Linked DNA regions of Homo sapiens: regions 1, 2, 3 and 5 are each linked to region 4. A link is a contact called in ENCODE Hi-C or POLR2A ChIA-PET data. All regions are on one chromosome and are shown on one strand. Each heading gives the region's core, a stretch centred on a gene start or an enhancer-like site at or near the end of the contact. The rest is flanking DNA. Distances are from core to core; before and after follow the strand shown.

What was found. Hi-C counts contacts between places; a loop is a spot of excess contacts on that map. ChIA-PET counts read pairs that join two places held with the same protein, here RNA polymerase II (POLR2A). Pooled maps may share reads with other maps.
Region 1: a map of naive thymus-derived CD4-positive, alpha-beta T cell shows a loop between it and region 4 (5-fold over the local background). The contact joins the promoter of ADCK1 here to the promoter of ANGEL1 in region 4. A Hi-C loop is called at or near these places in 1 of 168 maps with a recorded cell type or tissue (naive thymus-derived CD4-positive, alpha-beta T cell), 1 of 37 single-sample maps with no recorded cell type and 7 of 50 pooled maps.
Region 2: a map of CD8-positive, alpha-beta T cell shows a loop between it and region 4 (4-fold over the local background). The contact joins the promoter of GPATCH2L here to the promoter of ANGEL1 in region 4. A Hi-C loop is called at or near these places in 3 of 168 maps with a recorded cell type or tissue (CD4-positive, alpha-beta memory T cell, CD8-positive, alpha-beta T cell and naive thymus-derived CD4-positive, alpha-beta T cell), 3 of 37 single-sample maps with no recorded cell type and 15 of 50 pooled maps. POLR2A ChIA-PET finds 5 or more read pairs at or near these places in 1 of 52 experiments (MCF 10A).
Region 3: a loop to region 4 is called in a map of CD8-positive, alpha-beta T cell, with 4 times the contacts of the local background. The contact joins the promoter of SNW1 here to the promoter of ANGEL1 in region 4. A Hi-C loop is called at or near these places in 2 of 168 maps with a recorded cell type or tissue (CD8-positive, alpha-beta T cell and naive thymus-derived CD4-positive, alpha-beta T cell) and 8 of 50 pooled maps. POLR2A ChIA-PET finds 5 or more read pairs at or near these places in 1 of 52 experiments (naive thymus-derived CD4-positive, alpha-beta T cell).
Region 5: a map of CD4-positive, alpha-beta T cell shows a loop between it and region 4 (7-fold over the local background). The contact joins the promoter of IFT43 here to the promoter of ANGEL1 in region 4. A Hi-C loop is called at or near these places in 3 of 168 maps with a recorded cell type or tissue (CD4-positive, alpha-beta T cell, CD8-positive, alpha-beta T cell and naive thymus-derived CD4-positive, alpha-beta T cell) and 8 of 50 pooled maps.

The regions. Positions count from the first base shown.
Region 1 is chr14:77,797,197-77,802,261 of GRCh38, reverse strand. It overlaps ADCK1 (aarF domain containing kinase 1), which reads right to left and starts at 2,153. Exons shown (of 11, transcript NM_020421.4): 1 at 2,092-2,153. RefSeq lists enhancers at 1-156, 1,538-1,617, 1,628-1,677, 1,751-2,289, 2,290-2,828 and a silencer at 1,868-2,227.
Region 2 is chr14:76,148,713-76,154,003 of GRCh38, reverse strand. It overlaps GPATCH2L (G-patch domain containing 2 like), which reads right to left and starts at 2,082. Exons shown (of 10, transcript NM_017926.4): 1 at 2,013-2,082.
Region 3 is chr14:77,758,241-77,763,607 of GRCh38, reverse strand. SNW1 (SNW domain containing 1) reads left to right here and starts at 2,452. Exons shown (of 14, transcript NM_012245.3): 1 at 2,452-2,494. The coding sequence starts at 2,481. SLIRP-OT1 (SLIRP overlapping transcript 1) reads right to left here and starts at 2,840. Exons shown (of 2, transcript NR_161324.1): 1 at 2,492-2,840. RefSeq lists enhancers at 939-1,713, 2,261-2,580, 2,488-3,262.
Region 4 is chr14:76,810,678-76,815,796 of GRCh38, reverse strand. ANGEL1 (angel homolog 1) reads left to right here and starts at 2,915. Exons shown (of 10, transcript NM_015305.4): 1 at 2,915-3,033. The coding sequence starts at 2,970. RefSeq lists a silencer at 2,848-3,277 and enhancers at 2,726-3,299, 3,300-3,874.
Region 5 is chr14:75,981,772-75,987,191 of GRCh38, reverse strand. IFT43 (intraflagellar transport 43) reads right to left here and starts at 1,429. Exons shown (of 9, transcript NM_001102564.3): 1 at 1,352-1,429. The coding sequence starts at 1,405. It overlaps TGFB3 (transforming growth factor beta 3), which reads left to right and starts at 5,197. Exons shown (of 7, transcript NM_003239.5): 1 at 5,197-5,420. RefSeq lists silencers at 1,139-1,448, 4,403-4,522, 4,653-4,892 and enhancers at 1,275-1,776, 4,563-4,622.

The DNA.
Region 1 (5,065 bases), core at 904-3,403, 990 kb before region 4:
AGCACTTATTAGCTCATTAACTCACACAACCAGATTCCGAGGTGCATGCTATTAGAGCTTCAATCTATGGATAAGGAAGTGGTGTTTTAGAAAAGGTAGAAAACTTGGCCAAGGAGCTGGTAAGTGATGGAGGCAGAACTTGAATCCATGTATGACTGCTCCCACCAAGAGAGCAAAAAGTGCACAAGAACAAGCAGCTTGCTGGGCCCTGAAATAGGCCACTGGAGTCCCTGCAACATGGAAACCTTAACCCAGGAGGCATATTTAGTGAGTTACCCTGGTGAAGAAATGGATGGCTGACCCAACTAAATTTTTTTTTTTTAGACGGAGTCTTGCTCAGTCGCCCAGGCTGGAGTGCAGTGACACGATCTCGGCTCACTGCAGCCTCCGTCTCCCGGGTTCAAGCTGTTCTCCTCCTCAGCCTCCCAAGTAGCTGGGACTACAGGCACACACCACTACGCCCAGGTAATTTTTTTGTATTTTTGGTAGAGATGGGGTTTCACCATGTTGGCCAGGCTGGCATTGAACGCCTGACCTCAAGTGATTCGCCCACCTCAGCCTCCCAAAGTGCTGGGATTACAGGTGTGAGCCACCGCACCCGGCCCCAACTAATATTCTTACAGGTCCTTTGTCTGACAAGAAAATGACTGCATAGCAGAAAGTAAGAATATGCACACTCTTCTAGTACAGATCAAATCGCACATCCCTGAGGCCAGTTGAGAAATGGCCAAGCAAAGAATGACCCAATAAGGTAGAATATGATGTAACCAGGAAAAATGACAAGTATAGACTACATTAAAATCTGTATATAAATTAATATGGAGGGAGTTAACAGTGTACAAAGTAATATGCACATATTTACAATCACCAAAAAAGTAAAACTGGCAAATAAAGACAGAAAGACCCGTAACCAGGTGTGAAGAGATAGTGCTTTAAGTTCACAGGATTTTTTTTCCTATAAAGCAGTGGTACTCAACGTATGGTCCCCAGACCAACAGCAACTGCATCACTTGGGTGCATGTTAGAAACGCCAATTCTTGGTCCTCATACCAGACTTACAGAATCAGAAACTTTGGGGATGGGGTCCAGTACTGTGTGTTGTTACTAGCTCTCCAGGTGACTCTGGTGCATGCTAAAGTTTGAGAACCACTGTAGTAAGAAAATTATTTTATTTATTTTCCTTTTTTTCTTTTAATACAGACGGGAGTCTCACTATGTTGCCCAGCCTGGTGTTGAACTCCTGCCCTCAAGCAATCCTCCCATCTTGGCCTCCCAAAGTGCTGGGATTACAGGCATCAGCCACCACATCCAGCCCCAAGAAAATTATTAAATAAAACATATGAAGCCACAGATAAAGTCTAATTCACTTCAACTCTGCAAATATTTCTTGAGCACCTACTAAGTGCCAAGTATCATGGAGGTAAACAATAAATACTTGTTGAATGACTTTCTTGTTAGTAGAAAGTAAATGCCACTTAACCCTGGGAGAGGGCTGTTCTAGGTGTCTTATCTAAAGGTTGCTCTCCACACACACTGGCTGCTGTTAGCACATATCTACTGTGTGATCTGGAAGCCCAGGGCCCTGCAAGATGCTGGAGATAAGCAGCGGTCTGGGGCACGTTCGCAAGACCGGGTGGAGGGCCAGGATATGGGCATCGCCCCCTGCTCTTGCCCAGACCACGCTCCAGCTCCAGCTGCTTCTGCCTCGGAACTCACAGGGCCACCAGGGGGTGAAGGCGTCTGGGTGAGCCACCTCCGGCCCTCCTCCAGCTCTGCCCACTCGGGTGCCTGCAAGACTGTGCCACTGAAGTGGACAGGTCACATGAAAGCCCACTGGTGTGCCAAACTGGAGAAGTCACTGCAGGGGGGCGGGGCAATGCGAGTCACCCGAGCCACGTGGCCGCGCGCCGGGCCCAGGTGACAAGGTCATGGGGCTGTCCCTCCCGGCGCCCAGGGCGGCTGCACAACCGGAGCAGAGGCCGACTCCCGGCGTGTCCATGCCGGTTCCCTCGCGCTCCAGGCGCGGTGCGGCCCTGCCAGGCTGGTCGGCCCGAGCTCTGCGCCGGCCTCCGGCGAGCTGCCCCTACTCACCCCGAGGGAAGCAGAGCCGCGGCGCCCGGCTTCCGGCCGCAACCCGGTAGCGGGGAATTAGCTGGGAACCGTGCGGGGACAGCCACCTGACTGCGCTTAGTGAAGCCGAGGCGCGCGCGGCCTGCCGGGACTTGTAGTTCCTGGTTCCCCACGCCGCGATCCCGCGGGCAGTACTGTGGAGGCACAGGGGTCTCGGGCTTACTCCGTCAGGTGGCCTTGTTGCTTTGCCAGGGCGACGGACTTGGAATATTACTGAAATATTTTCTTCAAGACATTCTAACTACGTCCCAGGTTCGTGTTTAATGAAAGATGAAGTGGATTTGTAGATTTTTTTTTTTTGAGACTGAGTCTCGCTCTGTCGCCCAAGCAGTACAGCTAATTTTTGTATTTTTTTTAGAGATGGGGTTTCACCATGTTGGCCAAGCCGGTCTCAAACTCCTGACCTCAAATGATCCGCCCGCCCAAAGTGCTGGGATTACAAGAGTGAGCCACTGCGCCCGACCTCGTAGATTTTATTCATTCATTCATTCATTCATTCATTCATTTTGAGACAGAGTCTCACTCTGTCGCCCAAGCTGGAGTGCAGTGGCCCATCTCGCCTCACTGCAACCTCCGCCTCCCGGGTTCAAGTGATTCTCCTGCCTCAGCCTCCTGAGTAGCTGGGATTACAGGAGTGTGCTACCACGCCCTGCTAATTTTTTGTATTTTTAGGAGTGACGGGGTTTCGCCATTTTGCCCAGGCTGGTCTTGAACTCCTGAACTCAGGCAATCCACCCGCCTTGACTTCCCAAAGTGCTGGGATTACAAGCCTGAGCCACCTCACCGGGCCATAGATTTTAAATAAGATATTGGAACTAGTAGGCGAAGAAGAAATTTACTGACAATTGATGTATGCTGGCGGGGCGGTGGCTCACGCCTGTAATCCCAGCAGGCCAAGGCTAGCAGATCACCTGAGGTCGGGAGTTTGAGACCAACCTGACCAACATGGAGAAACCCCGTCCCTACTAATAATAGCAAAAATTAGCCAGGCCTAGTGGTGCATGCCTGTAATCCCAGCTACTCAGGAGGCTGAGGCACTAGAAACCCGGGAGGCAGAAGTTGCGGTGAGCCGAGGTCACGCCATTGCACTCCAGCCTAGGCAACAACAGCGAAACTCCGTCTCAAAAATAATAATAATAATGCTGGCTGGGCAGGACGCAGTAGCTCACACCTGTAATCCCAGCACTTTGGGAGGCTGAGGCGGGCAGATCACCTGAGGCTAGGGGTTGGAGACCAGCCAGGCCGACATAGTGAAACCCCATTTCTACTAAAAATAGAAAAATTAAGCCGGGTGCGGTGGCTCATTCCTGTAATCCCAGCACCTTGGGAGGCCAAGGTGGGCGGACCACTTGAGGCCGGGAATTTGAGACCAGCCTGGCCAACATAGTGAAATCTGTCTCTGCTAAAAATACAAAAATTAGCCTGGTGTGGTGGTGCACGTCTGGAATTTCAGCTACTCAGGAAGCTGAGGCAGGAGAATCGCTTGAACCCGGGAGGCGGAGGTTGCAGTGAGCTGAGATCACGCCACTGCACTCCAGCCTAGGCAACAGAGTGAGACTCTGTCTCCAAAAAGAAAAAAAAGAAAAAGAAAAATTAGCCCAGCATAGTGGCGGGCACCTGTTATCCCAACTACTCGGGAGGCTGAGGTGGGAGAATTGCTTGAACCCAGGAGGTGGAGGTTGCAGTGAGCTGAGATTGGGCCACTGCACTCCAGCCTGGGCAACAGAGCAAGACTCGTCTCAAAATAAATAAATAAATAAATATAATATGCTAGCTAATCTTAGTTATCTTTGGCCCTTATTCATTCATTCACTGATCTCCATTATCAAATGTTGACTTATAAGATGCACTTTGAAGACATGTATCAAAAACATTTCTCTTTTTTTTTTTGAGACAGGGTCTGGCTGTGTTGCCCAAGCTGGAGTGTAGAGGCTCCATCACTGTAGCCTCAACTTCCTGTCCTCAAGGTACCCTCCTGCCTCAGTCTGTGGAGTAGCTGGGACTACAAGCACATACTGCCACGCCTGGCTAAATTTTTTAAATTTTTTCTCAAGAAAAGCTGGGGGGTGTGGTCTCACTATATTGCCCAGGCTGGTCTCGAATTTCTGTGCTAAGCCATCCTCTGGCCTTGGCCTCCCAAAGTGCTGGGATTACAGGTGTGAGCCACCACGCCAGGCCTCAGACGTTTGTTTATTCTATAAACATCTCTTGAGCTATTTTTTTCATGGGGGAATTAATCTATCAGTCCAATGCAGTTCCAATCAAATTTCCAACATAATTTTTTCTGGACCTTCACAAACTAATCAAAAGTGTGTATGAAAAAACAAAGGGCAGCGCAGTGGCTCGTGCCTGTAATCCCAGCACGTTGGGAGGCTAAGGCAGGTGGATCAGTTGAGGTCAGGAGTTCATCACCAGCCTGGCCAACATGGTAAAACCCCATCTCTACTAAAATACAAAAATTAGCCAGGCATGGTGGTGCACACCTGTAATCCCAGCTACTCAGAAGGCTGTGGCAAGAGAATCCTTGAACCCGGGAGACAAATGTTGCAGTGAGCCAAGATCATACCACTGAATTCCAGCCTGGGTGACAGAGCGAGACTTTGTCTCAAAAAAAAAAAAAAATACAAAAAACAAAAAAAAACCACCACTTTAAGGCAAAGCATAGCCAAAACATTCTTGAAGAAGAAAAATGTGTTTCAAGGACGCACCCTTCCATGTCAACATGTATTATAAAGCTATACAAATTAAGACCATGTGATATTGGAATAGGGAAAGGCAGAGGGGGAAATGGAACCACCTACAGAGCCCAAACATGCAGGCATCTATGAAATGAGGTATGGCTGGAATTATAGTTCAGTGAGGGAAGATAGAGTATTCAGTACATGGGCTGGAACAACCAGTTACCTGTTGGATCCCCTATGCAAAAACTAATTCA
Region 2 (5,291 bases), core at 833-3,332, 660 kb after region 4:
TACCTAATGATGAGATCCAGAAAGATTAGAGACTGTCTCACTAGACAGGAACAGAAAAACATACAACTTCAAAATCACACTAGAGTTGTGGAAACACAGAGTAGCACATGGTCTCATCGAGGTATTGAGAATGAATGAAAAACTGTTCTTTGGCCTGGGGTCACTGCTGACAATGACCATGGCAGAAAGAAACAGAAAGACAACTTAGTGACACCATTTAAGGAAGAATGCAGTTTTCGTGATCCAAGAAATTGTAGTGACCCAGGTTTGAAGTCAGAATGGAGAAGAGACTAAGTTTGCGCCCATTCTGGTACCAACTACCACCTGGAAGCTACCAGGTATAGAACCTTATACAGTATGTCATATATTTTTGAATAATTAACAATTTTTAAGCCCCTCTCCTACCCTCCAGAAAATAAATGTTGGTCCTAGTTATGTGCTTCAGTGCCACACAATCACAGAAAACTAGGATACAATAGCAGCTGAAATGACAGGGATAGGGTGAAGTTTCTAAGATTTCTGGCCAAACTGCTTTCCAAAATTTCTTATTTTTCTGTTCATCCTCAAACCAAACATCACACTTCAGGGGTCACTTCAGAGACAAACATTTCAAGAAATGACAGTAGTAGGAGCAATCTTCAAAATTCCCCCTTAAGGGGAAATATTTAATTTGTACAGCATCTAATTAAATACATATTAAATTTTTAGCACTTTTCTCTTGCCTCTATGCCCAAAGTATTTCAAGATCAGCTTAAAATTCTAAGTGGTGCCACTCTCTGACCATATTCCCATTCATTCAGTTTTCACTTTGCAAAGGGCTTTCTAAAACCTATTTTCATGCTGTGCCTATGCCAATGAACTTAAAGACAGGAAAACAGTCCTCTGGCTTATCTGCCACACCTGTAGGAGCAATAGTGACACCTACTTCCAAAACTACCATACAAACGAAGCTTCTCAAAGTGTCCAAAAGCACATACATTTAAACAAGACCAAGTTCTTTTAAGCATTAAGAAGTGGTTTATCAACACCTGTGAAAAGAAGGGGAAAAAATGGGAAAAAAAAAAGTGGATTAAAATGCCATGATTGAGGTTTGGGAGACAACTGTCCCTAAGACCAAAATAAAGAAACAAGTGGGAACAGCATGTCAAAATCTACTTCCCTAATAAAGAATTACTGCTTTAAAAACTCAGGCAACAAAAATACAAAAAACAAAAACAAAAGAACAAATAAAAACCTCAGGCAGAACAGCACAAACTTGAACATGGAACGAAGTCATCAAACAACTTGCAGTCGAATGCCTGTGCAGAATCCTTTCCTGCCTCAAAGCCTGTAATTCCAACAGTAGTGACAAAAGAACCCTAGAACTCCCCATCTCCAGTCGCGGATGCACACTCTCGAGAGGACCCGGCGGCCAGGCACGCACCCGGGCAGAGATGAGGCTGAGTCACGCACAGGAAGGAACGGGTAGCTGGTGGACAGCAAGTAAGAAGAGAGACAGGAGCAGGGTGGAAGTGAGGGGCGGAGTAGGAGGTGGGAGAGGCAGGAGGCAACTGCTCATTTGGGCTCACGAGGGGCGGGGATCGGCTCTTCTAGGGCAGAAACTGCCAAAATGCAAGTCTTGGCGACTGAGCTCCCTCCGGGATCGGGGGTCGCAACATGGCCACATATATGACAAAAACTGTGTTTCGAAGGACTCTCCACCACGCCCCGGCCCGTCCCTGAGGGCTGGGGCGACCATGGCTCGGGACACCAAGCCCTCAGGCTGCAGCCCGCCCCAGAGAGGCAGAAAGAAGAAAGGGGAAGAGGGGGCTGTGGCCCCGGAGACGGCCCGACCCACATCCCCAGGGATGGGGACAAGGGCCCTGAAAAGCAAGGCCCCACCACCCTCACCCTCCGGCCGTCTGCCGCAGCCCCAAGACGCCCTTAGCCGCTCAGCCGCGGCTTGGCGCTCCGATCCCCTCTGGTACTAGCCCCCAGGACCCCAACACTCTCAACCCATTCCTCCCCCTCACCAGCTGCCGCAGCCACCTCCAACGGCCGCCGCTTTTTGGGCCGACTCTCACCGCCGGGGCTTCCCTCTCTGACCTCATTTCCGGTCTGGGCCGGAGGGGTGGGGCGGTGGCGAGTGGGAGGGGCTGGCTGCACGATTGGGCCCCTGACCCAGTGCTTCCGCCCGTGGCCACACCCACTTCCGCCCCGCGGTGGGCGGAGCCACAGGAAGCCAGGAGATGGGGCAGGGGACAAGGAGGGGTGTTGAATAGGGTCTGGCCGGGAAAGGGCGTCTCAGGGGTTGAGGTGCCCCACGTGGGGAAAGACCCCTGCATGCTGGCCTCATCTTCCTTAGGGGCTTCCAGAAATTGGGCGCTAGGCAGGGATGTCAGCTTATCTCTTGCTTTCTGACCTTTTTAATGGGTCTGTGAAGTTGAGGGGAAATGGATCTTAATGACGTCTACCCTGTGAGCTGGTACAACCTTTGGAAGAGGTTGTTTTGCACTGAGTTACTCAGAACATTTCAAATTGCCTTGAGCAATAAAACAAGTGATATTGGATTATAACTCAAAGTACAAAAGAAATATTCATGAGCCCATGCCGATATAAGTGATTGAATAAATTAACGAATGAGGAAGAAGAGATAAATCCCCCACAGAAGAATCTCAAATAACTTATGTAGACAGCCATCCTGCAGCATAACTTCTGCCTCCTTAAATGTGGGCTGTGCATAGTGACTTCCTTCCCAAAAGTACAACATCTGTAAAGGGGAAAATGAGTGATTTTACAGGGGAGAAACCTGGCAAACAGTAATTCAGCCAGGTGATCAAGACTATGTGCTAAATCATGTTGATAGTATGTGGAATGATATATGATGAGAATGGCACTTTATGGTACTTTCCTTCCAAATCTCATAACCCAGTCTAATTATAAGAAAAAAAAATCAGACAAACCCGAATTGAGGGACATTCTGCAGAGTGCATGACCAGTATTCTTCAAAATTGTTAAGATCAGCAAAGGCAAGGGAAGTCTAAGAAACTCAGAGCCAAGAGGAGCCTAAGGAGGCATGACAATGTAATATGGTGTCCTGGGTGTGACGCTGCAATTGAAAAAAGAACATTAGGTAAAAACTAAGGAAATCTGGATAAAGTATCAACTTTAGTTAATCATAATGTATCGGGCCGGGTGAGGTGGCTCACGCCTGTAATCCCAGCACTTTGGGAGGCCGAGGCAGGCGGATCACCTGAGGTTGGGGGATTGAGACCATCCTGGCTAACAGGGTGAAAACCTGTCTCTGCTAAAAATACAAAAATTACATGGGCATGGTGGCACGTGCCTGTAATCCCAGCTACTCGGGAGGCTGAGGCAGGAGAATCACTTGCACCTGGGAGGCGGAGGTTGCAGTGAGCCAAGATCGCACCATTGCACTCCAGCCTGGTCTACAAGAGTGAAACTCCGTCTCAAAATAATAATAATAATAATAACGTATCAATATTGGTTGCAATTGTGAGATGTGTTATACTTCTGTAAGAGTGAATAGCCTGGTGTGGTGGCTCACACCTGTAATTCCAGCACTTTGGGAGGTTGAGGTGGGCGGATCACCTGAGGTCAGGATTTCGAGATCAGCCTGGCCAACATGGTGAAACCCCGTCTCTACTAAAAATACAAAAAATTAGCCAGGTGTGGTGGCACATGCCTGTAGTCCCAGTCCCTACTCAGGAGGCTAAGGCAAGAGCATCGCCTGAGCCCAGGAGGCGGAGGTTGCAGTGAGCAGAGATCGAGCCACTGCACTCCAGCCTGGGCGACAGAGTGAGACTCAGCCGTCACAAAAAAAAAAAAAAAAAGTGAATAATAGGAGAAAGTGTGAATTACACAGAAACTGTAACAATCTTCATAATTTTTATCTAAACCCAAAATTATCCTAAAATAAAAAAGTTTATTTAAAAATATGCACATACCTTGGACCCTGAAATTTTGCCCCAAAGAATTGTATTCTAAGGAAAAATTGGAAATGGGCGCAAAAATGTTAAATATAGGTAAATCATCTCTGCAGCATTTCTGAGGGAGAGATGAGGAAACTAGAAAAAGCCAGAAGTTCTACAACAGGGGTTAGTTAACTAAATTATGGTACATCTATGGGTGGAATATCTTGCAACTTTTAAAAATTAATGTTGCAAAAGAATATTTAATGACATGAAAAGCCATCGACTTATGATTGTGTACATTTCTGCATGACTGTTATACTTCAATAAAAAGATTACTCTAAAAATGTAGAGTATGATTCCCATACAAAGGAAATTAAATCTATACTCGCAAAGGAATATGACCAGAAGAAGCCACCATACAATATCCGAAATGGTTTCATTATCAATGATTATATCTCCTATCTATTGTTTTTTGTGGATTTTCAGAATGTTCTATAGGTGAAAAAAAGTCAAGGTAGGAGACAAAGATAGCTGAGGTTTTGAGCTAGGGCAACTAAGACAATGGTCAGTGCCATCTGCACAGCTAGAGAAGTCAAGAAGATAAACGGGTTTAGTGGAAAGATGATTAATTCCATTTTGGACATGCTGAATCTGTGACTCCCACAGGACAGAAATATGGAAATGTTCAACAGGTGTCCACAGCCTTAGGCCTCTTTTCTGCATAAGTGAAAATTCTCTCCCACAAATCACATCTGTTCCCACGGTGTTGATTGCCTGCATCAGCACTGAAAGCTCCCAAATTTCTTGAAATCCAACTTATATTTTCATTTTTCTACTAGATAGCTCCACTTGTTCACCTCACCAGCATTTCCAATTTAAAATGTCAAAAATAGGCCAGGCGTAGTGGCTCACGCCTGTAATCCCAGCACTTTGGGAGGCTGAGGCGGGTGGATCACTTCAGGTCAGGAGTTTGAGACTAGCCTGGCCAACATGGTGAAACCCCGTCCCTACTAAAAATACAAAAAATTAGGCAAGTGTGGTGGTGGGCGCCTGTAATCCTAGCTACTGGAAAGGCTGAGGCAAGAGGATCACTTCATTCCAGGAGGCAGAGGTTGTAGTGAGCTGAGAGCACACTGCTGCACTCCAGCCTGGTGACAGGAGTGAAACCGTGTCTCAAAAATAAATAAGTAAATATAATAAAATGTCAAAAATAAAGCTTAGTTTCTTCCACAGTTTCTTTCTTCCTTCCTTCCTTTCTTCCCTCTCTCCTTTCCTTTTTTTTTTTTTTTTTTTTCCCAGACAGGGTCTCTGTGAAATGAAAGACAGAGTGAGACCATGTCTCAAAAAAAAAAAAAATTGGAAATGGGCTCAAAAATG
Region 3 (5,367 bases), core at 1,203-3,702, 950 kb before region 4:
TCTTACTGATTTCCCATGTTAATTATTTTAACCTTGTCCTCAGTAGCCTCCTTTGTCTCTCATTGCCATAGAAACCCATTCTGCCTTAAGAATTGTCTTTCTTGCCTGTTCCTTTGACCCAGGCCCTCTACTTAAGTCCTCCTTCAGCTGCAAATCACCTGCTGAACTAAATCTAAGCTCCTTGATCTTGGCTTCCAGGACGTTCTATAATTTGCTTCTCTGTTTTTCTCCTTTTAGAAATAATACATTCCTGGAGCAGAGGTTGAAGTAGATCACTGTCAACCAAAATATTAACTGTAATAACTAACATATTTACATAGTACTTAAGAGTTAAGTAAAAACATATCCACCTACATTACCTCATTTAAGGCTCATACTCTGCTGTATTGTATATAATTATTTTACATTTATATAAATATAGGTAAAGCAGATAACATGATCAGCATTTTAAGTTCAATAAAACTGGGGCCCAAATAAATTAAATGACTTGCCCTATAAGAATTTATTGGTGCTGAAGCTACATCTTTTTTTTTTTTTTTTTTTTTTCTGAGACAGTTTCACTCTTGTTGCTCAGGCTAGAGTGCAACGACGCACGATCTCGGCTCACCACAACTTCCGCCTCCCGAGTTCAAGCGATTCTCCTGCCTCGGCCTCCCGAGTAGCTGGGATTACAGGCAAGCACCACCACGCCCGGCTAATTTTGTATTTTCAGTAGAGACGCAGTTTCTCCATGTTGGTCAGGCTGGTCTCAAACTCCCGACCTCAGGTGATCTGCCCGCCTCAGCCTCCCAAAGTGCTGGGATTAAAGGCACAAGCCACCACACCCAGCCAAAGCTACATCTTAAACTCTAATCTTCGGGCTCCCAGGCCATGCAGGTTATATTACACAATGTGATTAACAATCCTGTATTTACCAAAAGATTTTTTCTTTTTGTTTTTTTGGTTTACATGCTGTGGCAGGCAGAATTCTAGGATATCCCCCAAGATCTCCTCCTCACCCAACCCCCACAGTACCTGACCTACATAACCCCTGGGGCCATGACTATGAAGATTCTGATTCTGTTATGCGGTGTGGCAGAGTTGATTTTTTTTTTTTTTTTGAGACAGAATTTTACTTTGTCACCCACGCTGGAGTGCAATGGTGCAATCTCGGCTCACTGCAACCTCCACCTCCTGGGTTCAAGCGATTCTTGTACCTCAGCCTCCCAAGTAGCTGAGAAAACAAGAGCACATCACCACACCCAGCTATTCTTTTATATTATTTATTTATTTATTTATTTATTTATTTTTATTTTTTGAGACGCAGTCTCACTCTGTCGCCAGGCTGGAGTGCAGTGGCGTGATCTTGGCTCACTGCAACCTCCGTCTCCTGATTCACACGATTCTCCTGCCTCAGCCTCCCCAGTAGCTAGGACTACAGGAGCGCGCCACAACGCCCAGCTAATTTTTGTATTTTTAGTAGAGACAGGGTTTCACCATGTTGCCCAGGCTTTGTCGAACTCCTGAGCTCAGGCAATCCGCCCGCCCCGACCTCCCAAAGTGCTAGGATTACAAGTGTGAGCTACTGCGCCCGGCCAAGAGTTGATCTTAAAATAGGGAGATTATCCAGGTGCTCCTGATCTAATCACATGAGCCCTTTAAAAGCAGGGCATTTTTCTCCAACAGTGGCAGAAGAGGAGTCAGAAAGATGTGCCTCAGAAAGCAAATATCCATGTTGTGAACTACCAATAAATAGGGCTCATGTGGGAAGGACTCGAGAGTGACCCCTAGGAGCTGAGGGTGGCCACCACTAACAGCACAAAACAAAACAGGGAACTCGATCCCACAACCGCCAGGAACTGATTTTTGCCAACAAGAATGAGTTAGGAGATGGATTTTTCTCCAGAGCCTCCTATGAGATTTCAGCCTTGTCATACCCTGGGCAGAGAACCCAGACACTCGGTAAATTACCAAGGATTACGAAATATCTCCCCAAGAGAGTGTTTTGGCGGGTGAGAGGATATGGTTTAAAGAAAAGTTTTGAGTGTGAATGTTTTCAGAGAGTCCAAGGACTCTCCATTAGCTAGTCTCATTATTACCTGTCGTTTTAAACGCCCTATCACTCTTACTTAAAGTAGCTGTCCCCGGGAAGCTTTTGTATTTTGTACCCCTTCTCGGGGAACGGGACTGAGTAAGGAACGTAATAAAGCGGCCTAAAAGGCATCTCCCTGTATCTTTGATATTTTGCCTAGGGAACGCCCTATCATGTCGCATATAAGCGATCGAGTTATGCATTTGTTGCTAGCTGAAGAGATTATTCCTTGATAACCGCTTGGTCTGGTCAGAATACAAACGGTACTCCTGTTCAAAGAACTACAAATCCCAGAAGGCCTTTTCGGCCAGAGCGCCTGCGCATCGCGCACTCCTTCCTTTCCGCTCCTCATCATCTGGAAAGACCCGCCCAGCGGTGCTGTCGCTCGCGCTGGAAGAAGCGGAAGAAGATGGCGCTCACCAGGTGGGTTGTTGATTGGGGTCCTCGATACGGAAGGGTCTGGGAGTACCAGTCTTCTTCATTTCTCTTCCCATACCCTCCGGGCGGTGACCTGACCCGGGGCACAGAATGACGTGGGCCAAGACTACGGCTACGCCCTCCCGCTGGCCGCCGCTACGACTAGGCCTAGTCGAAGCTGGGGTCTTTCAGCGGTTTCCCGGGTTTAGTTCACCCGCTCACCGAGGCCGAAAGCTGCGGAGTGGTCTCAGACACTGAAGAGTGGGTTTTTCGCGTGAGCATCTTGCGGGGAGCGGACAGCGCTCCCTCAGGTCCGCGGCTCGGGCGAACGAGATGGGGTTGGTGACGGTAGTGGCTTATTTGGGCGGAGTGAAGCGCGCGGGCTGCGACTGCGCGGCTTTCCGGCCGTTTGCCTGTGGTGGTCTCTCTCCTTTCGCTGTCCACTGGGTGTCCCGAAACAAGGATTCCTGAAAAAAGAGGCCCGGAGCTGAACACAGATTTAAATGAGCCACAGTAGTGACCGCCGTCTGCTGATATGCGCCACTGCTCCGCATTTTAACTTTGGAGCTTAGAATTTCTTCCGTAGATAGAACCACCTCAGTTTTGCTGTTTCCGGTTACCTTAGTAACCGTCTGTAAAGTGCTCTCCGCCTTTAAGAAAAAGATGCTTTTCAGTGGGAGAGTCCGAGAAGTTACGCTACTCCTACTAGTTCCCAGCCTTGCTGCCCCATTTTAAGTGGAAAAACTTTCCATGCGAACTCAACAGGAAAAGGCTAGTGTTCAGGAAGGTTATAGATAAAGTAATCCTTTCAGGACATCAGCTTGAGCTCTTTTAACACCCTTCATTCTCCTCACGCATGTTTTTTTTTCTGGCTGATGACAGTATGACTCCAAAAGTTTTAATCAAAAAATTATTTTGGGAATTACTGTTGGTGCCTTGCTCTGTCCTGGGGGTTGTGTACACAGAAGAAAATCTGTCTTTGGCAACAGGGAAGATAGGGGTGCAAGGTATACAGACATAAAACAATTACAGAACACAAAATGTGCATTTGTGTAATACTAACCTTAGTGCAAAAAGAATTGAATGGAATAAGTTATGTGGGCTGGAGAGTTTTCTCCCCACCCTCGTTTCTAAAATTTTTTTGCTTTTTTTTTTAACTTTATTTTTTGAGATGCGGTCTCGCTGTGTTGGCCAGGTTGGTCTTGAATTCTTGGCCTCAAGCAGTCCTCCTGTCTCGGCCTCCGAAAGTGCTAGGATTACAGGCATGAGCCACCATGCCCGGCATCTGAAATTTTTTTAAAAAAAAACTAGAAATAGGGTGTTACTGCGTTGGCCAGAGTGGTCTCCAACTCTTGGCCTCCATCAATCTTCTCACCTAGGCCTCCCAAAGTGCTGGGATTGCAGGCATGAGCTACCATGCCCAGCCAAGAGTTTGTTTAGTAAATGTTACAGGCAGCAAACATTTGAGTGCTCCCCAGGTGTGAGACACTGTGTCATAGACTAGTAAAGTTATGAGGGGAGACTTTGTGGAAAAGGTGGAATTTGAAATGGACACACAGGAAAAATTTCTAGAGATGTCATGGGTATTTTTTATTTATTTTATTTTTTGATATAGGGTCTCACTCTTGCCCAGGCTGGAGTGCAGTGGCCCAATCACAGCCCACTGCAGCCTCAACCTCCCAAGGCTCAGGTGATCCTCCTGCCTCAGCGCCCTAGAGTAGCTGGGACTCTAGACGCTTGCCATGATGCCCAGTTAATTTTTGTTTTTTTTAGTAGAGATGGGGTTTTGCCATGTTGCCCAGCCTGGTCTTGAACTGGGCTTAACTGATCTGATCTACCCATCTCAGCCTCCCACAGTGCTGGCATTACTGGCGTGAGCCACCACATCATCTGGCCTGTCATGGGTATTGCGTGCTTAAAATTGCAGTGGCAGAATGCGATCTTTAAATGGCCAGTCTTGAGGACTCCAGAGCTTTCCATACCTACCATCTGGTGTTCCTCAGTATTCTTTGTAATATCCTTTAAATCAGTAAACACATTTCCCTGAGTTCTGTGAGCTGCCCTAGCAAATTAGTTGAACCTGAAGATGAGGTCATGGGAACCCTGGTTTGTAGTTAGTTGGCCAGTGGCCTTGGACCTACTGTTGGCATCTGAAGTAAGGGCAGTCTTGTGGGACTGAGCCTTCAACCTGTAACATCTGACAGTATCTCCAGGTAGATAACATCAAAATTGAATTGAATTAGAGGACACTTGACTGGTGTCCAGTAGACACAGTTGATAGCTTGCTTGATATGTGGGGAAAAACCATCACACATCTGGTATCAGAAGTGTTGTGTGTTGTTGATTGTTGAGTGAAATAATAGGAGAAACTGAGTTTGTTTTAATTTTATACTCTATCCACATGGAGCTTACACTCTAATGGGACAGAATTGGAATTCTAGTGGGACAGAATTCTAATTAGCTTACATTCTAATGGGACAGAGTGAGTAAAATCATAATGCAATTTCACGTAATACATGCTAGGAATAAAATAAAGACCGGGTTAGAGAGTGACTCAGAGTTTGGGGTGAAGTGGCTATTTTGGGTAAGGTGGTCAGAAAACAGCTCTAGAGAGAGGTAACTGAGCAGAGACAAGAGTGCTGAGATGCAAGCTGTTGAAAGATCTGGGGCTACTCTAGGCATACTGCCTGTGGGATAGCCCTGCCCAGCAAGGAGCAATCAAAAAAGAAAAGATCTGGAGATCTGGAGAAGAATTTTCTATAAAAGCATACGAAAATTTGTTCTTTTTTTTTTTTTTTTTTTTTGTGGCAGAGTCTCACTCTCACCCAGGCTGGAGTGCAGTGGAGCAATCTCAGCTCACTACAAACTCCACCTCCCAG
Region 4 (5,119 bases), core at 1,666-4,165:
GCAGCACTGTCCCAGGCGTTGGTCCGTAGCCTCTGTAATCCTGAAGAAAGCACTATGCCGCCCCAATATTTGCACATGTTCAACCAATAAGTTAATAAATGCAGCCACTCTGTTGGAATTCCACATATATTTGTTGTCATAAGTAAAATTTTAGCCCTCAAGGGCTTAAATTTCTTATAGACTGGAAATGTCCCTTTAAGAGAGCATCTTAAGTCTCTCAAAGTATTGCAAAACCTCCCACTTGCTCCATTACATAGGTTCTGCACCCTGGAAACCATGGTAGTGATGGATGCAGGTGCTCATACTTGTCTTCATTGTTAGCACAGCTGGAATGAATTGAGGGAATCGTCTCTCTTCTTGGGATATTTCTGAAACAATGAGGCTGGAGACTGTGCAGATTGCACTTGTAATTTTCCTCTGACTGGGGAAGCCTAAGGCTCCACTCCTTCGGCCAAGTCTCCTTGGAACCTGTAGTTATTGGCTTGCTTAGTAATACTCATTACAATTTGGAGGGCAGGAGCTCTATTTTAGCCAGAAATTGTGGAAGAAGATCCTACATCAGCCACGTCTGGAGCTGCTTTTCTGCCCAAATCCAAAAATGTAATAGTAAACATTGAGAGTTTATACTGGGTCAGGCACAATGAGGAAACTGAGGCCCCAAGAGCTTAGGCAACCTGAGAGATTCCACAGGTAAAAAGTGGCAGAGCCAGGATTTCAACTCAGTTGGTCTAACTCCAAAGCTTGTGATCCTTATATCACCCTACACCTTCCAACACGGCTGATTATGGACCAGGAAACAAAAAGAGGGAAGCCTCACTTAACTGGCCGCAGAAAAAGCCTCTGAAAGAACATAGATCAGTTGGGCTGACACATTGTGCCCACACTGTGCACTGAACAGCCCAGTTGAGACTGGATCCTTTAGCAGAGGTTCCCAAACCGTGCATTGGAATAAGTAAGTGTTTAAGGGCCTCATTCCAGGGCTGCTAAATCAGAACTCTGGGAGTAGGGCCTAGAAATTTGTATTTTGAAAGCATTTTCCCAGTGGAGATAAGGGAACCGTTACCCTTGATTAGGATCTGATTTGGAACTTGGACTTCTGGATAACTCATGGTACAAAATGGAAGGAGGGTACAAGGAGGGTTTTACTTAAGCTACATCAAAGGAGGGGGCCTGACCTCGGGAGCGCCTTTGGTAGATCCACCATTTGTGCACTAATTTCTAAGCAGCTTCCCAACCTTCAGATTGCTGGGCCTCTGTTTCATCTCAAAGGGATAAGTGCTGTTGCCTGAAGGCAGGCAGACATTGCCACCTCTAGAACTAAGGGTAAGTAGTGGGAAGGCCACAATACTAACTCTCTCCTTCTTCCTCCTATTAGCCTTTCAGTGTTATGATGTACCCAGCTGGTCCAGGATCTGGTGACTCCCCAGAAGGCTTCCCTGAACAACCAAGGCTCCAGCCACAAACTGGAAATCGTGCAACTCAGACACTGGGTACTGAAACTGGGTGCATTGTCCAGTCCCTCCTTCAGAGCCTGTTTGGGGTAGAAGATTGGGGGAGGGGGACTGGGGAAGAGAGACTCAAAGAGGTCGCAGGTGGCACAGAAGTGATGGCAGAACTGGCCTTCATTTAGTGACATATGCTTTGTTCAACCAGTCAGTAAAGGCTTATGTGGTGGCTAGTAGTGCTAGCGAATGCAGATTCGGCCGCTTGCAAAACCAACGAGCAAGGTCGTGGTATGGTAGAAGGAGACTGACTTTATTATAAACCAAAGCTAGCAGTGGGGAAAAACGATCCAGGCTTTTGCTTTAATGGAGCTGCTTCACATTTCCAAGCAAAATGCGAGGCTTTAAGAAGTTTTGGCATGGAGGGTATGCAAGGGGTGAGGCAGTGCAGGTCTTCATGACGAGTTCTGATGACTTGTCTTGAGTTACTGCCCATCTGGTGAATGGGCTGGCATCATCTCGGGCTGGGCTGAGTTATAAATTAACTGTAGCCTTGAATCAATCTCCTGGTGGAGATTTCCACAGATGCCTATATTGTTTCAAGATTTAGTCTCTGGAACTTTTAAGCGAACATACAATTAGATATGCTAACAGTGTGTATGGGGGGTGCTGGGGTGTCGGGGGGTGCCTAGTGGTTAACTGAACAAAAATAAAGAAATAGAAGTATATAACAAGAATATAACTTCCAAGCTGGGTACTTGGTTACAATAGGTGCTTGGATTGTATTAGAGATACCTCAAAGTGAGCAAACAACCAGCCAGAACTGGTCCCTGGCCTTGTGGAAGTTTCTCTCTTCTGTCTCTCTCCTCTCTCCCTTCTCTCTCTCCTCTCTTTGTCCTCTCTCCTTTCTTTCTTGACTTCCTTACCAATGGGAAACCCTGTTTTTCTAGATTAGGGAAAAGAAGGCCCGTTTAGAAAGTAGGGAAGGAGACAAAGTCTTACTTCCTGAAGCAAGGTAGGACTCAATTTGTGACCTAGAATCTGAGACAGGGAAGTAGAGGCAGGAAAACGGGGGAAATGGGGGAATAACTCGCTTCCTTTCTGGGTCGAGAAGGGCTAGAAGTCAAGGTTCAGTGGAGCCTTAGAGAAAGTCCAGCTCTTCATTTTACAGGTGAGGAAACTGAGGGGCGGAGAGGCTATAGTGTGGTAACAAGGTGGACACCTAGTCAGCTGCAGAAGTGGGAATAAACTGTGGCCTTTGAATAACACTATGGGGCCTCCAGTGAGGCGCTCAATTTTAATTCGGGACGCCTGGGTGGCAGCCGGGTGCTAGGGGTGGCTAGTTGCCATGGGAACCGGCTCCTCCCACTTCCTGCGTGCGCACCCGTAGACCTGCGCTCCCAATAAAGTTGTTGTTGAAGCGCGGCGGCGGCACCACGTGGGCCGGACCGGGCCGGGGGCGGGGCCGAGCTGAGGGAGGACCTGCTGGCTGCAGTGAGGAGCGGAGGCGGGCGCGGGCGGCCGGCCATGATCGCGTCGTGCTTGTGTTACCTGCTGCTGCCGGCCACGCGCCTCTTCCGCGCCCTCTCAGGTACCGGCCAGGCGTACCGACAGACAGGAGCCCGGCCAGGGCTCGCCTCTGCGGGGCTCCGCGGGCCTGGGGCGGCGTGCGGTTGGCCGGGCCTCACGACTACCGTGCCCCGGGCAGTGCCGAGGTGTAGGGAGGCGGTCCTGAGCCCCTGCCCCGCGGGCCCCTCCTGACCCCACGAGGCCTGGACCTGGCCGACGTCCCTCGTGGGCGGCCCCTCCTCCCGCCTGTTGTCAGATGGCGTCCGGCCGCGGTTAAGGTGGAGAGGAGCTGTGGACGGGCAGGGCCCTTTCCTGGCCCTGGGGGTGCAGAGAAATTGTGGGGTCGGCCAAGTCAGCACCCCGGCGGGTCGGGAAGGGGTAGTAGCTCGGACCTAGGCGAGTGCCCAAATTCTCAGCGGGCGAGGCGGGTCGGCTCTGGGAGGTTTATGGCCGAAGTACTGGACGCACCGATCTTCCCCAGGTTAACTTCACACTCGCCTTTCACTGCCACCTGGCAGCTCTCGCTCACCGGTGTCTTTGGTTGAAAAACGGACGTTCAATCAGAGACACATTTAGATCTCAGCTTTGGAGCATTCCTGCCCCCACTCCCGGCGGTTTAGAGGGAGATGTGCTGGGGTGGGGGCAATGCCCAGTCGATACCTCAAAGAGGGGGTGTTTATTTCGTTATTGTTTCATAATTTGTCTGCATTCTCTATTTCTGGGCTTTGAAATTACGGAGGGTTTTATGCGACCATCAGTTTCTGAGATCCCATGGAACTCGCAGACTTTTTGCCTTTAATTTATGGGACAGGACCAAGAAGTACTTAGGAATGAGGGCTCCAATTGTATATTCTGTGGTTTTCCTTTGTGGAACTTTACACAATTGGTACGCAATGTGTGTGTCATTGATAATATATATTTCATATAGAAATATTTTAAATTTTACTGTGTATCTGCCATTAGAATGCAAACTTCAGGAGCGCAGGGCCACGTCCATTTTGTTCGCTGTATCTCTGGTGTTAACACATTGCTTGGTATACAGTAGGCACTCAGTGAATTCAGGAATGTCTTGTGTGTCCATACTTCTGAGGAATGTGGGAAACTCCACAGAAGTAATTGTTTCCAGAGAACTAAACATATTCTTTTAACTATGTTGCTGTTTTTCCTGGAGCTCTTCTAATGCCTTAGTGATACAGTATACTAGTCCAGAGGTTTCCAGACCAGTAGAGTTCTAGGGATCTCAGAGGAGGGCCCCCCCCGCCCCCCCACCTACACATTACAGTAGTCCCACTTATATTTACTTGGCATATTTGGTTTCCAGATAAGATTTTTAAAAAACAAAAGCATTCTGCTGCTGAAAATCCACCACCACCACCACCAAAAGACATCTACCAAAATTGAAAGCTAGTAACTTCGTGCATATGAACCAAAGAACCTCTGCCATCTGGTATACACAGAGGATATTTCAAGGGGCAGATAATCAGGAAGTCCTTGAGGCTAAAGCTCAACGACCCAGCCCATACATAGGTTTAGAGCAGGGTTTCTCAATCTCAGCACTGTTGACGTTTTGGACCGGATCATTTGGTGTGGGTCTGTCCTGTGAATTGTTGGAAGTTCAGCAGCGTCTCTGTCCTCTAACCACTAGATGCCAGTAGCAATGCTGCAGTTGTGACAACAACAGTGTCTCTGAACGTTGCTAAATGTCTTCCGAGGGCAAAATCACCGTGGTTAAAACCATTGTTTAGAAGGACATAAATATACATAGACCCCAAACAAGATATTTGAACCGTCTTTCAATATTTGAGCCACTTTTAAGGTTTCTTCCCTTTAAAAAAAAATTGCCAATAAAATGAGTCTAGTGATTGAGGGCCAGCATCGTGCATGTTACTCGTCCTGTGCTGTAAATAAATGGTTGAGTGTGTGAGTGTAGGAGTTGTTTGCTCTCACCAAAATACTGTGCTCAGAGTTTGGGGGCTCTAATTTTAGAGTTTTTCCCACTTTCTTTCTTGCCTGTTGGCTGTCATTGGTGGCTGCAGTATCAGAGAGATGTCAGCTGTCTCTTACTGTCGATTGTTGGCACCTTGTAATTTATAGCCTCTGATGTGTTG
Region 5 (5,420 bases), core at 180-2,679, 830 kb after region 4:
TGTGCTAAAACAAAAATTCAATGATCTTGTCGCTAAATGCTGTTCACAGGTGTTTTCTCTAATAATTTTTAAGTATTTCAAGGTTTTAAACTTTTTGAAGACCCTGTATAGATCCATAGGGTAGAAAAACTTCTTTACTGCCTGATTTTTGTGTATGTTAAATGTAGTCTATTTATTGCCCATCTTCTCCCACTACAACATAATCACATGAGGGCAGGAACTTTGCTTTATTCATTGCTGTATCTCCAGCACCTAGGACACTGCCTGATACACAGTAGGGGCTCAATAAATATTTGTTGAATGAATGAATAACTACATTCACATCCCCAGGTACTAAAAAACATTCACGTATCAGCAGGCCTGGTGACCTTCAAAACACTTAGAGATTTCACAGCAGACACTAAAGACTTGCTCTGGGGCCCAATCTTTTAGTAAGTGCGATCCTAACCAGTTTTAAAGATAAAAAGGCCTGATGGGGGTTACAAAGGAGGAAGGTAGACACTGAACTTGGGTCTTGAATCTAGCTCCATTATTTACTAACTATAACGCTGGGTAAACCACAGCCTCATAGGCAGCAGTAGCTAACCTCTTCTGACCTCTTCCGTGATAACATATGCCAAGCACTGAGTTACACGCTTCCCATGTATTGTTGCATTTCCTTTTCACTGTAACACCTCCATTCTAGGCATAAGGAAACCAAGGCTCGGAAAGGTTAAATCGTTTTTTAGGTTTTTTTTTTTTTTTTGAACCCAGGCAACAGCTCTATGCTCCATCTGGCCTCAGTGCCTGAGCACCTAATCACTCCCTCACGTTACAAATCGGTCTTGGTTTCCTTAACTACTGAGGTAACTGAGGTTAACTCCCACCTCCCCACGGGGATTACCGGGAAGAAAGGCCGTCCCTGCCTGCCTCCCTTCCATGCATAAAACAGTGCGGCTTTTGCAGGAACTTCTGCGACGAGGTGTCCCAAAGGAAAAACTCTAGGATGGGAGCGAGTGCGACCCCGGCCGGGGCTCCCCTATCACCCTGTGATCGATCTGTTCTGGGGAAGTTCGCACTCGGGGCTCTAGAAAACGGAGAAAGGCTCGGAAATTTCCCACGGTCCTAGACGCCGGCGGGGACAGGGTGTTTTCTACTTTCTGAGGATTTTAAAGAAAGCAAACCCCAGGCCAGCAGCGGCGGAGCCCACAGTGGCCTGGGGGCGGGGCGGTGAGGCTGCCTCCTTCTGGGCCTCACCCGGCGCGGCGCGAGGCCTGCCGCCCTGAGTCGCCTCAGAGAAGTCGGGGCCGGCGGGGTCGCTCCTCCCCACCCGCCAAATCCTGGCCCCCAAGGCCCCCGAATTGGTCCTCACGGAGGTAGCCAAGCTGTAGCGAAGCTCCTCGTCCAAGTCGAGCAAATCCTCCATCTCCGCGGCCGCCTGACGTCACTTCCTGGAAACCGACTGGCCCAGACGCGTCCCTGCTAACAGCCCCGCCCCTCCACCCCAATTTTTAAAGGGTACGCAGCATGGTTCCTGGATTCTGTGTGCCATCCTCCAAACTACCGAATCTTTCTTAAATCTGCCTTGCTTGACATCTGGAAGCAACCTCCGGTTATTAAAACTCGCCAACGCTGCTCCTGCGAGACGGTAAAATAATTTGGTCGTTAGGAACTGTCTGTATTTGTAGCTCTGTTTAAATATATCAATATATTAAGTGCAAAGCACTACTACTGCTATACTGATGCCTCCCACTTGTACAGCTCTTTGCAAGGTACAGAAGGCCGTCACAGTTATTGGCTTAACGTGAGGGGCATTAACAACCTTGTGTGGGAAGCAAGATAAGTGGTATTGTTTCCATTTGACAGATGAGAAAACAGGGAATCAGGTGTAATAAATGGTTTACCATGAATTATGGAAACTGCAATATACATAATCTCTGCCTTCAAGAAGTTTACAGAGAGGCTGAATCAACACATCAAATAGCTGAGTAGTAATAACTTTCAAAAGTACAAATATTCAATATCTCATTAAATCCCAATAATCCCGCAAAGTGAGTAGCAGTAGTATCTCTAACACAACAATAAAGCACACTGAGGTACAAAGAAGGGGCTTGAGGAAAATCACCTAAGTGCCAAGCAGCAGAGCCAAATGCCCTTCTGACACCAGACATTACTGGAGTATTTATCTCCAGCACATACTACTGGGTGCCAGCCATTCTCCTAGGCTGGCAGAGGGAGATGTACCACAAATTCCCAGCCTAATGGGGCATTTAAGTTGCGTCTTTGTTGACTCTTCATATGAGATCTCCAAGTCAATATCACTGGCCAGGTCCCTGACACTGGTTGGCTGAGATCCATAGGAGATGGGCTGATAGCCCTGAAAGCAAACAACATTCCAGTATTATGTTGAGGGGAAGGCCTGGATGGACACAGGTTAAAAGCAAGGATTCGGAAGTGGGAGTAGCACCCCTGAAACCTCATTGCAAGCATTTCTTAAATATCCAGTAAATCACTCAGTTCAGTCACACATGTTACTGGATAGGACTGTGTGTTAGCATGCCTGTGACAGCAAGAGCACTGGCCTGGATATCAGAAGAGCTGTGTTCTCATCTTAGCTCTCCTGAAAACTACCTGTGTAGTCAGAGCAGAGCCCTTTCCGCTATCAGTTTCCTCCCTTGTAATTACTTTAGAGATTATCTCTAAGATCCTTTGTTAACTTGCTTCTCAGTGAGAATACTTTGTTAGATTTTAATCTGAAGAAACACTCATTGCCAAAAATCCAAGACAGATGAAATATAGGCTCCAATGAATCCCTTGTTCCCTTCTTCTTCGGCACCAGATGAGGAAGAAGGGATTAATCTTTGGATTTTTCCATTTCTTGTAAGCTCACAGCATACGACCATCACCTTATAGTCAGTTTCCAGACCTTCACCCCCACTTCTTCCCCAACTTGCTGAAAACAGAAGGCAAATGGTCCTCACTCTGGGCAGAGAGGTACCCTGCAGTAGTAGCTTCCAGAACTTGCTTAGCACCTGAATCACGTGTGAGGTTTGTAAAGAAACAGAGATGCCAGGGCCTCAGCTCTGGAGACTGATTTGGTAGAGGTGGAGTCCAAAAAAGTATAACTTTAATAATTTTCCTTCCTATCTTGCAACTGTCTGCTCAAAGGCCTTCCCTTATCACCCTATTTGAAACTGCAACATCCCCCAACCTAGGCACACCCCATCCTCCTTCCCTGCTTGATTTTCTGCCACACCACATTTGTTTGTTTGCTTGTCTGTTTGAGACACGGTCTTGCTCTGTCGTCCAGGCTGGAGTGCAGTGGTGCAATCTTGGCCCCCTGTAAACTCTGCCTCCCTGGCTCAAGTGATTATCCTGCCTCAGCCTCCCAAGTAGATGCCTGCGCCAACATGCCGGGCTAATTTTTCCATTTTTTTGTAGAGACTGGGTTTCGCCGTGTTGCTGGGGCTGGTCTCGAATTCCTGAGCTCAAGTAATCCTCCTGCATGGGCCTCCCCAAATGCTGGGATTACAGGCGTGAGCCACTGCACCTGGCTCAGCACTTTTTACCGTACTACATCATTTACATATTTATTTAGTTTATCGCCTCCTCCACTGCCCCACCCCTGCCTCTAAAATAAAATTTCCCTGAGGGCAGGAGTTTTGTTTCGTTCACTGATATTCTTCACAGAGCCTAGAATAGTGCCTGGTATATAGTAAACATTAAACTTTTTCTGAAATTTCAGAGGCAGTATAGCATAGTAATTAAGTCCAGAATCTGGCAACGTCCTGGGTCCAAATCCCAACAGCTGACACCTAATAACTATGTGACCTTGGGCAAGTTACTTTTAAAGTTTCTACCCCTAGGTTTCCCATTGGTTTTGCAAATGAAAGTAATGCCTACCCAAGCTAGATAGCCTGTGTAAAATATCGCCTCCATCACTCACAAGCAGTGTGGTCTGTAAAAAAAAAAACAAAAAACTCTATGCCTCAGTTTCCTCATCCGTAAAGTGACCCACCGCTGTGCTGGGATACAGAGAACAGCCCCTTCAGTTAGTGGCCTGGAAGCCAGACCTCTCAGAAAGGGTCCAGGAAGGCTGGAGTGAGATGGGGTGGGAGCGGCACTCACTCTCAGGAAAGTTCAGTTCAGAGGCAAGCCCTGTGTTGCGGGGTGCGGGGAGCCACGTGCCCTACCCTCCCTTGGCTGCTCGTGGGAAAAGGCCTAGAGGTTCGGGCCGAGAAGAGGAGCGAAAGCACAGAGCCGACTTCCCCTCACCCATCTGGGAAATGGGCTCGGGCCAACTGCTGACTTCGCGCTCGCTGGCGCAGCTCCCTGCGGAGACCTCGGCGGGGAGGGAGGCTGAACATCTGGATGACATTTCTGCGAGAGCGGCTCCGGAGCGGCGGTCGGGGAGGGAGAGGTGCGCTCGTGCGCACGTCGGGCCGGGAGGGAGGCGATTCCTCGGGGCCTGGGTCTTGTTTTTCTCGCTCTCTACCGCAGCCCCTTCTCCCGCCCCTCAGCCCCCACCCCGCAGCCCCCAGCCCCCGAGCCTCCCCGGCTCCCGACCAGCCGAGCTCCTTCACTGGCGGCCTCGCCTCGCCAGAGGGCACCCTCGATCTTCCGGAAAACGCCACCATTTTTCACTGCCCCTGGAGCGTCTCCAGGCTTCTGCCCGCCTCCCGACTCCGATCTTGTCAATGAAGAATCGGGCCAGGATCGCCGCGGAGCGGACGCCGACCCTCCGACCCGGCTCGCAGGCTGGGAGTCCCCTCTGCGAGGCTGGCATGGCCGCCCCTACCGGGTCCCGCGCCCTCTGCGGACCCTGCCCCGGGTTGGGCCTGGCCCGCGGGCGGCCCCGGGACCGGGGGACCAGGAGGGAGAGTAGACGCGGGCCGCGGACGGCGCGGACTGACAGCTGGCGAGAGGGCGCCGGGGCTGGGGGAAAGGGAGGGAGGGGGCTCATCGGAGTAACTTTCCAGAAAAACAGCCAACGTGTGGCAGGAGTGATTCCAAGAGGGGAAAAAAAGTTCAGCTACCACGTCGAACGAGAGGACTCGCAAAGTATTTTTCAAAAGGGCTCGGCTTTTCCTGTGCCTGTTTAAAACATTAACATCGTGCAGCAAAAGAGGCTGCGTGCGCTGGTCCCTCCCTCCCCCACCCCAGGCCAGAGACGTCATGGGAGGGAGGTATAAAATTTCAGCAGAGAGAAATAGAGAAAGCAGTGTGTGTGCATGTGTGTGTGTGTGAGAGAGAGAGGGAGAGGAGCGAGAGGGAGAGGGAGAGGGAGAGAGAGAAAGGGAGGGAAGCAGAGAGTCAAGTCCAAGGGAATGAGCGAGAGAGGCAGAGACAGGGGAAGAGGCGTGCGAGAGAAGGAATAACAGCTTTCCGGAGCAGGCGTGCCGTGAACTGGCTTCTATTTTATTTTATTTTTTTCTCCTTTT